Linked DNA regions of Homo sapiens: region 1 is linked to region 2. A link is an interaction called in ENCODE POLR2A ChIA-PET data of the cell type or tissue named here. Cell type or tissue: Panc1. All regions are shown on one strand.

Region 1 (8,000 bases), 220 kb before region 2:
CAGGGAGAACTATGTACAGAGTACGGCAGAGATACTCAGAAAAGAAAAATACATGGTGAAGAGCTAATAGCTGAAACTTGAGAGGAAATCCCCCTAAAAGCACACACCCAAGTGGTGCAACAGATAGATATTTCTGGCAGGGCAATGTTTATTGGCATCTGCATGTCAACAAATATTAATGTCACATCAGTCAGAATCGACATTATTAAAATGTCAAAAAGTAACATGGTGGTGAGGCTGTGGAGAAAGGGAACACTTATACACTCTTGGAAGGAATGTAAATTTGTTCAGCCACTATGTTAAAGCAGTTTGGAGATTTCTCAAAGAACTTAAAACAGGATGAGCATTTGACCTAGGAATCCCATTACTGAATATATATCCAAAGGAAAATTAATCGTTCTACCAAAAAGACCCCTGCACGTCTGTGTTCATCACAACACTGTTAACAATAGCAAAGACATGGAATCAACCTAGGTGCCCATCAATGATGCACTGGATAAAGAAAATGTATATATACACCATGGAATACTACACAGCCATAAAAAAGAGTGAAACCATGTCCTTTGTTGCGACATGAATGCAGCTGGAGTCCATTATTCTATGCAAAGTAATGCAAGAACAGAGAACCAAATACCACATGTTCTTACTTACAAGTGGGAGCTAAGCATTGGGCAAACATGGAGCTAAAGATGGAAACAATAGGCACTGGGGACAATTAGCAGGGGTAGAGAGGGAGGGTGGCAAAGGCTAAAAAATGACCTAAGTATTATGCTCACTACTTGGGTGATGGGATCATTTCTACCCTAAAACTCAGCATCATGCAATACACACATGTAACAAACCTGCATATGCACCCCCAAATTTAAAATAATAGTTGAAATTATTTAAAAAGCCCAAATAACTTATTTCAACTATTACACACACACATGCGTGCACATACACACACACACACACACATATTTATTTAAGTACAGGGGTACATGTACAGGTTTCTTACATAGGTAAACTCATGTCATGGGCTTGTTGTACAGATTATTTTGTCACCCAGGTGTTAAGCCTAGTACCCATTAGATATTTTTCCTGATCGTTTTCCTCCTCCCACCCTTCACCCTCAGGCCCCAGTTTCTGTTGTTTCCCTCTATGTGTCCGTGTGTTCTCATCCTTTAGCACCCACTTATAAGTGAGAACATGAAGTAGCTGGTTTTCTGTTCATGCATTAGTTTGCTAAGGATAATGGTTTCCAGCTCCATTCACGTCCCTGCAAGGCACATGACCTCATTCATTTTTATGGCTGCATAGTATTCCATTGTGTATATGTACCACATTTTCTTTATCCAGTCTAGCACTGATGGTCATTTAGGTTGATTCCATGTCTTTTCTATTGTGAATAGTGCTGTAATGAACATACACATTCATGTATCTTTATGGTAGAACAATTTATATTCCTTTGGGTATATACCTAGTAATGGGATTGCTGGGTCAAATAGTAGTTCCCTTTTTAATTCTTTGAGGAATTACCACACTGCTTTCCACAGTGGTTGAACTAATTTACACTCCCACTAGCAGGATATAAGTATCCCCTTATCTCCACAACCTTGCCAGCATCTGTTATTTTTTGACTTTTTAGTAATAGCCATTCTGACTGGTATGAGATGGTATCTCATTGTGGTTTTGATCTGTATTTCTCTAATGATCAGTGATGTTGAGCTCTTTTTCGTATGCTTCTTGGCCACATACATGTCTTCTTTTGGAAAGTTCATGTCCTTTTACCATTTTTTAATGGGGTTTGTATTAGTTCATTTTCATGCTGCTATAAAGACATACCTGAGACTGGGCAATTTACAAAAGAAAGGTTTATTGGACTTAGGGTTTCATGTGACTGGAGAGGTCTCACAATCATGGCAGACGGTGAAAGGCACATCTCACATGGCAACAGACAAGAGAAGAGAGCTTGTGCAGGGGGACTCTCCCTTTTTAAAATATGAGTCTCATGAGACTCATTCACTATCATGAGAACAGCTTGAGAACAGCACGGGAAAGACCTGCCCCCATGATTCAATTACCTCCCACTAGGTCTCTCCCACAACACGTGGGAATTCAATATGAGATTTGGGTGGGGACACAGCCAAACCATATGGGGGTTGTTTGTTTTTTTCTTAGTTGTTTTTTTTCTTATACATTTAAGTTCCTTATAGATGCTGGATATTAGACTATTGTCAGATGCACAGTTTGCAGAAATTTTCTCCCATTCTGTGGGTTGTCTCTGTTTACTATGTGATAATTTATTTTACGGTGCAGAAGCTCTTTAGTTTAATTAGATCCCATTTGTCAATTTTTGCTTCTGTTACAATTGCTTTTGGTGTTTTCAACTTGAAATCTTTGACAGGTCCTATGTCTAGAGTGGTACTGTCTAGACTGGCTTCCAGGGACTTTATAGCTTTGGGTTTTACATTTAAGTCTTTCATTCATCTTCAGTTGATTTTTGGATAGGGTGTAAGTGTTAGAGGCATTGAAACCAGAATGACTCCATCTTGAGTGAGGGCCAGGAAAATGAGGCTGGGACTTGCTAGGCTACATTCCAGAAGTTAGGTATTCCTAGCCTCTAGGTGTTTATGGTTAAGGGAGCAGATGGATAATGTTTGCTAAACAGATCCAGACTTAGGAGTGTCCTAATACCTCAATATCTTAAGAACAAAGGCATTCCTGATTTTGCTTTAAAGATAATAATACTAATTCTTGCAAAATATAGTATTAAGAAAATTAATCCTTTATCACAAAGGCTTGTATCACAGCACATCTCCCCATGATCTTTTTTTTTATCCTACATATACGAGTAGTGTACTTTGGGTGGACGCATTTCTCCTCTTACTTTCAGGAACACCCTACTCTTTCTACGGAGTAGCTGTTCTTTCACCGCTTTACTTTCTTAATAAACTTGCTTTTCCTTTGCACTGTGGACTCGCCCTGAAATCTTTCTTGCGCCAGATCCAAGAACCCTCCCGTGGGCTCTGGATTGGGACCTCTTTCTTGTAACATAAGGAAGGGGTCCATTTTCAATCTTCTGCATATGGCTAAGAAGTTATCGTAGCACCATTTATTAAATCAGGAGTCCTTTTCCTGTTGCTTGTTTTTGTCCGCTTTGTTGAAGATCAGATGGCTGTAGATTTGCAGCCTTATTTCTGGGCTCTGTATTCTGTTCCATTGGTCTATGTGCCTGTTTTTGTACCAGTAGCATGCTATTTTAGTTAACGTAGCACTGTAGTACAGTTTAAAGTTGGGTAGCATGATGCCTCCAGCTTTGTTCTTTTTGCTTAGGATTGCCTTGGCTGTTTGGGCTCCTTTTTTGTTCCATATGAATTAAAAAAAATTTTTTTTTCTAGTTCTGTGAAAAATGTCATTGGTAGTTTCATAGGAATAGCATTGAATCTATAAATTGCTTTGAACAATATGGCCACTTTAACAATATTGATTCTTTCTATCCATGAGCATGGAATGTTTTTCTGTTTGTTTGTGTCACCTCTGATTTCTTTGAGCAGTGTTTTGTAGTTCTCATTGTAGAGGTCTTTTGCCTGCCTAGTTACCTGTATTCCTGGGTATGTTATTCTTACAAACAGTAAATATTAATGGACTTATCCATCCATTAAAAGAAATGGATTTTCATATTACACCATAAACGAAACTAACTCTAGGTTAAAAATCACATCAGTGAGCAAGACAATCTAGAAAATCTGGGAGAGAAATGGGCAAATGTATTTCCAGGCCAAATGCAAATAAAAATAATGTGGAGATCTTGACTTTAAGATATTAAACAAAATGCAATTTAGTCCATCAATTATTCAAAGAAGAAGAGAAGGCCCTTTGTAATGCTAATATGAGGAATTTAAAATGGAGATATACAGAAGTAGCTGAGAAAATATAGAAGACGAAAGGAGAAAATATCCACTTACTGCAAGCGAATGAATTTACCTTTCTTAGTCTATGACAGATCAAACTGGACAAAATTTAAGGCTATGATGAAATAAATAACATAATTTTAAAAGTTCCTTTGATTGGTATGTACCAAACTTTGATCCCTGAAAAATAAGAATAATGGATTTTTTTAAGTGTCCTTGTTGCATTTATGAAAATTAACCATTTAAAAGCTCATGAAGCAACCTCAAGAAATTCCATAAAATGTAAATAGTATAGAAAATTTATCTGATTGAAATGTGGTAAAAATAGAAAATATAACAAAACCAGAAAATAAAAAGGTACTTCTGTCTGGAAATTAAAAGAAACAAACAAAGCAATAACTTTTAAACTTCTCTAGAATTAATATACAATGCAACCTGGAATTGTAGAATTCCTAGAAAACAATAAAAACATTACATTGAATAACTATGGAATTCACTGAAGGAGTGCTAAAAAGAAATGCACAGACTTAAATAGTTATATAACAATAAAGAAAATTTAAATAAAGTTATGAAGCATCCGAATCTAGAGATTATAAAATAACCCCAAAATGCATTCAAATACAGAAAAAATGTAAAATAAATATGAAAGCTGTTTGTTTTGAGAAAAAATGGGATTAATCACTATTTAATCCACTGATAAAAAACAAAATGCACTAAAAACAAGTGACAATAGGTAAAAGCTCAGAGAAACAGAGGAAAATTTAAAAACTCATTAGATACCACTTAACTCAGATCACTCCATAATAGTATAGAGAGATAATCCTCAATACAAACAGCTACTCTTTACTCCATTGTGTAGGTAGACATATTTTATTCAACTGGCCTCCTATTGACAGTAGTTTAGGCTTTCCAGCTTTTTGCTATTATAAATAGTGCTGCAATGAATTGTTTTGTGCATATGTCTTTTTATGTTTTTGCTAATAAATATCTGGTCTAGGTCTCTAGAATTAGAATGACATGTTCAAAAGGTAAAATGCACATGCAATTTTGCTAGATATTACTAAGTTCGCCTCTAATTTTTTTTGTTTTCATGAGAAGTATATGAAAATGACACCTACATCTTTTTTGAAGAAAGAAACTATACCAACTGACTCTAAATCTAATGTAAGAAAATAAACAAGAATAAATAGAAAAACTTTGTAAAAGAAGAGCAATGAGGATAGAATAAGACATATAAGATTTAAAACATATTATAAAGACTTACTAATTAAATTAATGTGATAGAGATCCATGAAATAGAATAGAAAGTGCAGAAATAAGTTATAATACTTAAGGAAATTTAGCATATGGGTAAGATTGTTTTCATTAGGGAAGAAGAAGGGTTAATCAATAGAGATAGCTGGACAAATAATAACTATCTGGTAAAAATAATGATGGATTTATATCTCACAACGTCTACTAGGATGACATCCAAATGTCTTAAGAGACTACATGTAAAAATTTGAAATCATATGTACTCAAAATAAAAGAATTTGCTAAAAATATTTGGAGTGGAAAATTTTAATTGAAAATGCAGATGGCATAAAAGAGGTTTGAAAATTTAATTATCTAAAAAACACGTGAATTGCCTTTCAAAAAATAACATAAGCAGAGTCAAAATATAAAAGATTAATTTGGAAACAGTATTTTCAGCTCTTCTATGCTGAAAACACCTGGAGAAAGACCAACCATCAGGTCTAATTTTCCACTGGAATGTGTTGCTCTGGACATGCCAGGTGTTTACATCTGGCACTTCTTCTAATTGGGCTGGCATCTTTTGCCACTGGCTGGGAATCGTGCCAAATAGATTGTTAAAATTTTTGAATGTCAAACTTTCTAATAACTCAGCAGAGAAAAGGACAAATAATATGAACAGACAGTTCACAGAAAATAATGCAAAGTGGATATTTAACATACGGGAAAATTCTCAACCTTATTAAAAAAGCTTGTTGAATGCCTATTTTTAATCTATCACGTGAGCAAAAAATGGAAAAAATCTGAGATATTTTGAGCTGGGCTCTGGGAACATGGGTTCTCTCATCCATTTCTGGTGAGGGTGTAACTTGGTTCGATCTCTGTGGATGGCAATTTGCTAATTCTTGTCAAAATTACAAAGACAAATAGAATTTGACAAACTCATTGACTTCTGGGACTTTATTGCTGTAATATACTTGCACATCCAAATGTGATTCTTAAACAAGGTTATTAATTGGATAATTATTTGTAGTTGGAAAAGCTTAGGGACAACCTAAATGTCCTCTAAAAGGGTACTAGTTATGAAATATAAGTTTTCAATACAATGCAATGATGTCCAACTGTAAAATACAACAAATTTCTGTAATATTATGGAAAGATTATTCAAATACTTTGTTAAATAAAAAGTGTAAGTCACAGGACAGTGTGCATGGCATGCTGACCTGGTGTATAAATGGTAGACAAATATAGAAAATAATGTATGCTTTTTTATTTTATATGCTTGAAGGAAATTTGGAAAGATACACAATAAAGTGGTTACCTGGTGAGGATGGTTGGGGGAGGTGTGCTGAACAAACAGAGCAGAGTAGTGGCAGGAATTCCTTCCCATTCATAACTTTTCTTTACATTTTTAATTTTTAGAAACGTGAAATGCACTAGCTATTTAATTATTAAGTGAAAAAATAAGAAGAATATAGAATAAAACTATAACTATTGAAGAAGTAGAAAAATATATCTCACTGCAGAGATTGCAATCTATTTTGCTTGCTCTTAAGATTAGCCCTGGCTTTCATCTAAATTTTTCCAGGGAGTGAGATTACTCTTTTCCCTCTGGTCACAGGAGAATCTCTCCTTTGTACAAACCATAGAGCTATTATCTACTAGTAAAAGGCATTTTCTTATCCTCATGCTAATCTCTCCCTATGAATATTTTGATATTTATAACCACTCTGGACATGTTCTTCCACCTCAACTAACTGCAGGAACTGGGTATCAAAATTTGGTTGTGTTCCATTCACTTGTTATGTCATAATTTCAGGCTCCTCTTCCTACAGCTTGCTTTATTGGATTTCATCATTGTCGATCACGTTTGCTTCCTGACCACTCTCTCTGGCTCTTGACCTAGAGTTCTTTCTTTCTTCACCAGTCCCTTGGAATTAATGATCACGTTTTTTCTGGACACCTGGGATTCTTAATCTTGATCATTGATCATCGAAGCATTCATTGGGATGCTTGATCATTCGAGCTTATCTTTAATGGGAAGACCCACTTTTTGTTTGTTTGTTTGTTTTTGTTTTTGTTTTGAAGACAGTGTCTCCCTCTGTTGCCCGAGCTGGAGTGTAGTGATCTGATCACGGCTCACTGCAGAGTTGACCTTTCAGGCACAAGTGATCCTCCCAGTTCAGCCTTTTGATTAGCTGGAACTACAGGCACAGGCCACCATCCCTAGCTAATTTTTTAGCCAGGCAGAGACAGGGAGAGAGGGTTTTGCCATATTGCCCAAGCTGGTCTTGAACCCCTGGGCTCAAGTAATCCACCCACCGTGGCTTCTCAAAGTGCTGGGATTACAGGCATGAGCCACTGCACCCTGTTTCATGCGCGTCCGTGTGAAGAGACCACCAAACAGGCTTTGTGTGAGCAACATGGCTGTTTATTTCACCTGGGTGCAGGCGGGCTGAGTCCGAAAAGAGAGTCAGCGAAGGGAGATAAGGGTGGGGCCGTTTTATAGGATTTGGGTAGGTAAAGGAAAATTACAGTCAAAGGGGGTTTGTTCTCTGGCGGGCAGGAGTAGGGGTCGCAAGGTGCTCGGTGGGGGTGTTTTCTGAGCCAGGATGAGCTAGGAAAAGGACTTTCACAAGGTAATGTCATCACTTAAGGCAAGAACCGGCCATTTACACTTCTTTTATGGTGGAATGTCATCAGTTAAGGTGGGGCAGGGCATATTCACTTCTTTTCTGATTCTTCAGTTACTTCAGGCCATCTGGGCGTATACGTGCAAGTCACAGGGGATGCGATGGCTTGGCTTGGGCTCAGAGGCCTGACATTCCTGCCTTCTTATACTAATAAGAAAAATAAAACAAAATAGTGTTGAAG
Region 2 (8,000 bases):
GATTGTGAATTTTTGGAAGCATTAATTCCAAAAAATAGAGTATGGCCTGTGACAGGCATTGATTTACCTATGTTATCGTTTTACACCAGGGGCTATAGTCTCTGACCCCAAAAGCAATCTTTATGCTTTCTAGAACCAACAAGTTTAAAAATCTTGTTGTAAGCTTATTGCATTTCTGATTCTACCCTTAAAAATATGCTGAATGACCTTGGAGGAAATTGCTTATGTTCTCCAGTCTTATTTATTTTCTAGGAAAACAATACATGTTATTGTGACTAGATTATTTTAAAAATTACCTGCATGTAGGTGAATGCAGTGGCTTCATTTTGTTATTTATGATGCTGCCTCAATTTAGGATATGTTTAGAAATTTTTTCTTTTTCCCAGATGAAAATGTATTATGATGTTTATGTGATGTTTGAATGAGACACAGCTTTATTTTGGATTTCAGTTTAACGTATGACTTATTCCCCTTCCAAAATAGATTGAAACCCACACCAGGGACGTCATGCAGCTTACCATAACATTGGAAACCATGCACCAATTTTTTGTTTCTGTTATAGACGTTTAATGCATATGGAAAATAGGATGCCTTTTATATAGCTTAGTTCTTCTTCCTTAATGCTTGTGAAATGTATAATTGACATGTGAGTCAATTTAAAAAATTGATGAAAAACATGAAAAAACAGTTTTTTTAAATAAGTAAATTGACCTGTGAAATGCAGAAAAAATATTTGAGAGTATAGAAAGATAGTTTTTGTCTTATTTTAGTCCTATCCTATTTAATGAAGCCACCTTATGTAGCACCTTGGTTCAGATTGAAAATGACTACCGAGGAGGTTCTGGGGAGAACGGAAAGAGGGAGAAGCTGCCAGGAATGCACTTTAAAAGAGACAGGGGAGGGGAAGCCTGTTCATTTCATTCAGCATAGCATGATGCTCTCCTTACATAAAATGCCATTTCTTTTTCTTTTTCACCTATCTAAAGTCTTCCTCTGTAATTCCAGATCAAATCTCATCTTCTCCATAAAAATATGTCTGGATGCTTGGTATCCATATCCATATCCATATCCATATCTATATCCATATCCATATCATATGATATTGGTATCATCATAGCAATATTTACTTCTGACATGATGTGCCAGGCATTTTTACAAGCATTTTCAAAATAATAATTTACTGAATTCTCACATCTAACCTAAAAGGTTTCCATTTTACAGATGAGGGTGTGGAGGTTTCTGGAAGGCAAGGATTTGACCTTTAGCTTCATAACTAGAAACTGTTAAAATTGGGATTGGAATTCACAGAGCACCCAGAATGAGTACACTTAATTCATATGTTTACATTCCATCTTTTTCTTTGAAGTCTTAGGGCACCTTTCTATTTTAAACTTTTATTCTTTTTTTATTTTATGCTGCTATTTATCTTTTTCATACAATTATCTGTACTTAAGGGTGTAGAGTGTAAATTTCTTGAATACAAGGACACAGAGAAGAATCCTGTAATGATACTGAAGGAGCTGCTAAGTTTCTGCTAGATTAATGAGACTGAAAAAACCTCAGAACCTGTTGGGCATCTGGTCTCCTTCAGTACATTTCCATAATTTACAAGAAGTTTTTCAATCGTGGTGCTGCGGTCTTTTGGGGCTGGATAATTGTTTTGGGCTGTTGGCTGTATACGTTGTTGGATATTTACTAGCATCTGGAGCATCTACATGCTAGGTGCCAGTAATGCTCTCTTCTCCCATCCAGAATTGTGAGAACATGTCTCCAGACTTAACAGTGTTACATGGGACACAAAATCAACCTTGGCTGAGAACCACTGCTTTTGACTTTTCTTGTCTATTATGTGAAAAAATTTTGCAGAATTGTAAAACTACACAAATTCTGCTTCTGTCACCATTTGACTAAGTTCAACTTTCCAGATAATGTACATTCTGTCTCTTCATTTATTTTCATGGGAACTTGTGAGCCATTTCAGTACATCACTCAGGAGTCTCCCTAGACTTACTTCCTCTTAAAGCCAAACACAAACCATTTCTTCAACTTTTTAAAAGAGAATATTTCCATACCTTTCAACATCTTGCTTTCTCTCTTGTTTAGGTTATCCAGATCATCCATGATTACTGTAAAATATGTAACTAAATCTAAAGTAGTTGTTGGACACCTGTTTTCTGTCATTGGAACATTTAAAGCCTGCGTCTGCAATAAAATGTTGCATTAAAATTATTCTTTTCACAGATCTTTTTTTAGGTTAAAAAATTACTTTGTAAGATTAATATATGGATGTAGAAATTAGTGATAAATATTTAAAATTGCTCCTGTAAGTGATAAGTTCAGTTGTTTCTACAGTAGTCCTCCATCTGTGGTTTTGCTTTCTGCAGTTTTGGTTACTCTCTGACCAAAAATGTTAAAGTGGGAAATTCCAGAAATAAACAACAAGTTTTAAATTGTATGCTGTTTTGAGTAGTGTGATGAAATCTCTAGCTGTCCTGCTTCATCCCACCAGGATGTGAATTATCCCCTTGTCTGGAGGAGCTATTCTGTATATCCTGCCCACCTGCTAGTTACTCTGTAGCCATCTTAGTTATCAGATTGACTGTCTCGGGAATGAAGTGCCTGTGTTCAAGTCACTCTCTTTTACTTAATAATTGTCTTAAGTGAAAGAATAGTGATGCTGGCAATTCGGATGTGCCAAAGAGAAGCTGTACAGTGCTTCCTTTAAGTAAAATGGTGAAAGTTTCTGACTTAAGGAGAGAAAAAACCACATATGCTGACGTTTCTAAGATCTAAGGTAAGAACAAACCTTCTGTGTGAAATTATGAACAGCATATTGTCATAATTATTCTATGTTATTATTTTTAATCTCTTACTGTGCCTAATTTATAATGAAAATTATTCATATGTGTGTATATATAGGCAAAAATGTAGTATATATAGGCAAAAATGTAGTATATATAGGACTCAGTACTATCTGCGGTTTCAGACATCAACTGGGAGTCTTGGAACACATCCCCTACAGATAAGGGTGGACTACTGTATATTTTAATACTGTATCTTTTAAGGTATATATATATATATTTTTTTTTCCTGATGTATTCTTTCATTTCCAATGACCTGCACGACACCTGACAAGTAAAGTGCTGGTTTAAATTCCGGGCAGTGGCTGTCTGGAATTTTGAAATGACTTTATAAGTTTAGTAATTTCTACGAGATCTAAAATTAAAAAGCAGATATAGGATGTGAGACTCCATTAATTAAAAACCCGTGGTAGCTGGATTATTTGGATGACGTCTTCATCAGTTCAATAGGCGATAACGTAATGGGCCATGTATTAGTTTTTTTACCCAAAATAACTCTAGTAGCTCCTCTGCCTTTGGAAAGGGGAAGAAAGTGTGGGAAGGACTGTGGCTTGTGGTTTCAATGCCAGCTTAGCTACAGGAAAATAGAACAGCAGTTAGAGTTCTTTGACTTTTTACTCAAGGCTTTGACTCCTGGATGGTACCTCAGTACGAACCTGGGGCCTGGGGGACCTCACCACCCTGAAGAGAAGGACACAGACCTGACTGGCTTTGAGACTGGTTGATTGTAGAGCCACAGGGCCTTGAGCAAACATAAGTAGTAGCCAGGGAGTGGTTACAGCAGGCCTTGGTGGGAACTTAGTGTTGTACTGACTGTAGGTCTGACCCGGCACAATTGTAGTGGTGATGGTGGCCACAGGGGTGCTTGTGTCTCTCCACCCCAACCTTTAGGAGGCTCAGAACAGAGAAAGTGAGAGAGAGAGACTATATATATTTTGAAAAAGGAAGGGAAGAGAACAAGAGTTTCTGCCTGGTAATCTAGAGAATTCTCTCAGATCATGTCCAAGACCCTCAAGGCAAGACCTCTATGAGTCTGCAAAAATCACAGCATTACTGGGCTTGGGGTGTCCCTTAAATAAAAACAGCTTAGATCTCAATACCAAGTCTTTGCAAATATCTGAAAAGCCTTTCCAAAAAGGACAGGTACAAATAAACCCAGAAAGGGAAGACTGTAATAAATACCTAACTCTTCAACGCACAGATACTAAAGAACATCTACAAGTATCAACACCATCCAGGAAAACAGGACCTAACCAAATGAACTCAATAAGGCACCACGGACCAATCCTGGAAAAACAGAGATATGTGAACTTTCAGACAGAGAACTCAAAATAGCTGGTTGAAGAAACACAAATAAATTCAAGATAACACAGACAAGGAATTCAGAATTCTAACACATGAATTATTTATGGGTTCTAAAAATCAAAATAATTGAACTCATGGATATAGAGAGTAGAAGGATGGTTATCAGAGGCTGGGAAGAGTAATGGGGCCTGGGAGAAGGATTATTAATAGGTTAAAAATAGATGAATGAATAAGTTCTACCATTTGATAGCACAAAAGGGTGAGTATAGTCAATAATAACTGTACATTTTAACATAACTTAAAGAGTGTAATTGAATTGCTTGAAACTCAATACATAAATGCTTAAGGGGGATGGATATCCCATTCTAACGATGTACCTATTTCACGTTGCATGCTTATGTCAAAACATCTCATGTACCCCAGAACTATATACAGCTATTATGTACCCATAAAAATAAAAAATATAAAAAGAAAATGTCCTTCAATTTAGGATATTAGTCTTTGAAATTTTATTCACAAATTGACCCAGTTCCTTTTCCTCTCTTCTTTGAAGTTGTCTTTTAAAGTATTCTACCTCATAGACTAGTATTATTTTGTATTTTATCTTATCTCTTTTGTTTTAGTTTTGCCCATGAGTAGTTGTTCTCAAATTTATCTTCCAAACCCTCTGGTGAAAAGTAAATTATTTTAATCATATTGTGAGTTTGCCAAACTCTATTTTTGTTCTTGCTGCTACTTGAATGAAATCCACTTTCTCTAGTCAGCTACATCAATAGCCACTGTCTCTCTATTTTTCAGTTTTCAGAATTGTGTTGCTGCTTTTTTCTTTCCTGTTCTCTTTACTGTGAAGAGTTAGCCAATTTAAATCTTATTTTTAAAGACAGACTTTACTTTCAAAGCAGCTGTATGGTCACAGAGTAATTGATTAGAAGGTACACAGATTCTCTATATACCCGCTGTACCCATATATGCAAGCTTCCCCTACTACCAACATCTCACATCACAGTGGTACATTTTTTTACAACTGATGAACTGACATTGACAAATCTTAATTATCTGAAGTCCATAGTTCATATTAAGTTTCATGCTTGATGTACATTCTACATGTTTTGACAAATGTATAATGACATGTATATATCATTACAATATCATACAGAATACTTTCACTGCCCCCAAATCCTGTGCTCCACTCACTTATCTTCCCCTTCCCTCTAACTGCTGGAAATCATTGCTTTTTAAATTATCTCTATAGTTTTGCCTTTTCTAGAATGTCATATAGTTGGAATTATGCAGTATGTCATCTTTTCAGATCAGCTTCTTTCACTTAGTAATATTTATTCAAGTTTCCCTCATGTCTTTTCATGGCTTGATTGTTCGTATCTTTTTTTTTTTTTTTTTTTTGAGACGAAGTCTCGCTCTTGTCCCCAGGCTGAAGTGCAATGGCACAATCTCGGCTCACTGCAACCTCCGCCTCCTGGGTTCAAGTGATTCTCCTGCCTCAGCCTCCTGAGTAGCTGGGATTACAGGTGCCTGCCACAACGCCCGGCTAATGTTTGTATTTTTAGTAGAGATGGGGTTTTATCATGTTGGCCAGGCTGATCTCGAACTCTTGACCTCAGGTGATCCGCCCTCCTTGGCCTCCCAAAGTGCCAAAGTGCTGGGATTACAGGCGTGAGCCACCACGCCCAGCTGCTCGTATCTTTTTAATACTGAATAATCTTCTATTGTCTGGATGTACCACAAGTTTTTAGAAATCCATTCCACTACTGAGGAACATCTTGATTACTTCCAAGTTTTGGCAGTTATGAATAAAGCTGTAATAAACACTCATATGGTGATTTCTGTGTGGAAAAAACGTTTTATACCAAAGGTCAACTAGATTTTTGTTTATCCTCTATATTATATTCTAGGAGATTTACAGTTTTGCACTTCACATTTAGGTAAATAATTCATTTTGAGTTAATTTTTGTGAAAGATAAAAGACCTGTACCTAGATTTATTAATTTTTGCATGCAGATGGTTTCATTGGTCTGTTTTCATGCTGCTGATAAAGACATACCTGAGACTGGGAAATTTACAGAAGAAAGAGGTTTAGTGGACTTACACTTTCACATTGGTTGGGGAGGCCTCACAATCATGGCAGAAGGCAAGAAGGAGCAAGTCACATCTTACATGGATGTCAGCAGGCAAAAAGAGAGCTTATGCAGGAAAACTCCCCCTTATGAAACCATCAGATTTCATGAGACTCATTCACTATCATGAGAACAGCATGGGAAACACCCACGCCCATGATTCAATGACCTCCCACTGGGTCCCTCCCACAACACATAGAAATTCAGATGAAATTTGTGGGGGGACACAGCCAAACCATATCATTCCACCCCTGGCCCTTCCTAAATCACATGTTCTCACATTTCAAAACCAATCATGCCTTCCTAACAGTCCCCTGAAATCTTTACTCAGTTCACCATTAACTCAAAAGTCTGCAGTCCAGAGTCTCATCTGAGATAAGGCAAGTCCCTTCCGCCTATGAGCCTGCAAAATCAAAAGCAGGTTAGTTACTTCCTAGATACAATGGGTGTACAGGCATTGGGTAAATATAACCATTCTAAATTGGAAAAATTGGCCAAAACAAAGGGGCTACAGGCCCCATGCAATTCCAAAATCTGTGCAGTCAAATCTTAAAACTCCCAAAATGATCTCATTTGACTCCATGTCTCGTATCCAAGTCACACTGATACAAGAGGTGGACTTACACGACCTTAGGCAGCTCTGCCCCTGTGGCTTTGCAGGTTATAACCCCCCTCCTGGCTGCCTTCACAAGCTGGTGTTGAGTGTCTGCAGCTTTTCCAGGCACACGTGGCAAGCTGGCGGTGGATCTACCATTCCGGGGTCAGGAGTATGGTGGTCCTCTTCTCACAGTTCATACTAGGCAGTGCCCCAGAAGAGAATCTGTATGTGGACTCTGACCCCACATCTCCCTTCTGCACTGCCCTAGCAGAGGTTCTCCATGAGGGCCCTGCCCCTGCAGCAAACTTCTGCCTGGGCATCCAGGTATTTCCATACATCTTCTGAAATATAGGCTGAGGTTCCATTGTCAGGCTGCAAATTTTAAAACTTTTATGCTGTTTCCCTTTTAAAACTGAATGCCCTTAATAGCATCCAGGTCACATCTTGAATGCTTTGCTGCTTAGAAATTTCTTCTGCCAGATACCATAAATCATCTCTGTTAAGCTCAAAGTTCCACAAATCTCTAGGGCAGGGGCAAAATGCTGCTAGTCTCTTTGCTAAAACATAACAACAGTATCTTTGATTAAGTTCCCAACAAGTTCCTCATCTCCATCTGAGACCACCTGAGCCTGGATTTCATTGTCCATATAATTATCAGCATTTTTGTCAAATCCATTAATGAGTCTAGGGAGTTCCAAATCTTCCCACATTTTCCTGTCTTCTTCTGAGCCCTCCAAACTCTTCCAAGTTCTATCTGTTACCCCATTCCAAAGTTGCTTCCACATTTTCATGTGTCTTTTCAGCAGCACCCCACTCTACTGGTACCAATTTACTGCATTAGTTCGTTTTCACACTGCTGATAAAGACATGCCTGAGACTGGGCAATTTACAAAAGAAAGAGGTTTAATGGACTCTCAGTTCCACGTGGCTGGGGAGGTCTCACAATCATGGCAGAAGGTGAAAGGCACGTCTCACATGGTGGCAGACAAGAGAAGAGATCTTGTGGAGGGAAACTCCCCTTTATAAAACCATCAGATCTGATGAGACTTTTTCGCTATCATGAGAATAGCACAGTAAAGACCCACTCCCGTGATTCAGTTTCTT

The links. Peaks named below come from ENCODE experiments on the same cell type or tissue, not always from the same donor. Only the 100,000 strongest peaks of a DNase experiment are listed, where the experiment ranks them.
Region 1: POLR2A ChIA-PET joins it to region 2 with 9 read pairs; 2 of 35 experiments call an interaction of 5 or more read pairs at or near these places.

Annotation. Positions count from the first base shown.
Region 1 is chr6:142,021,282-142,029,281 of GRCh38, reverse strand. The region is part of intron 1 of LOC105378031 (a long non-coding RNA gene); the gene reads left to right. Among named protein-coding and RNA genes, the nearest start is that of GJE1, 110 kb to the left of the region's middle. In Panc1, no CTCF peak of the experiment used is centred here; no DNase peak of the experiment used is centred here; H3K4me3 peaks cover 1,962 bases; H3K27ac peaks cover 3,773 bases.
Region 2 is chr6:141,799,493-141,807,492 of GRCh38, reverse strand. LOC105378030 (a long non-coding RNA gene) reads left to right here and starts at 5,548. Exons shown (of 3, transcript XR_001744392.2): 1 at 5,548-8,000. In Panc1, no CTCF peak of the experiment used is centred here; no DNase peak of the experiment used is centred here.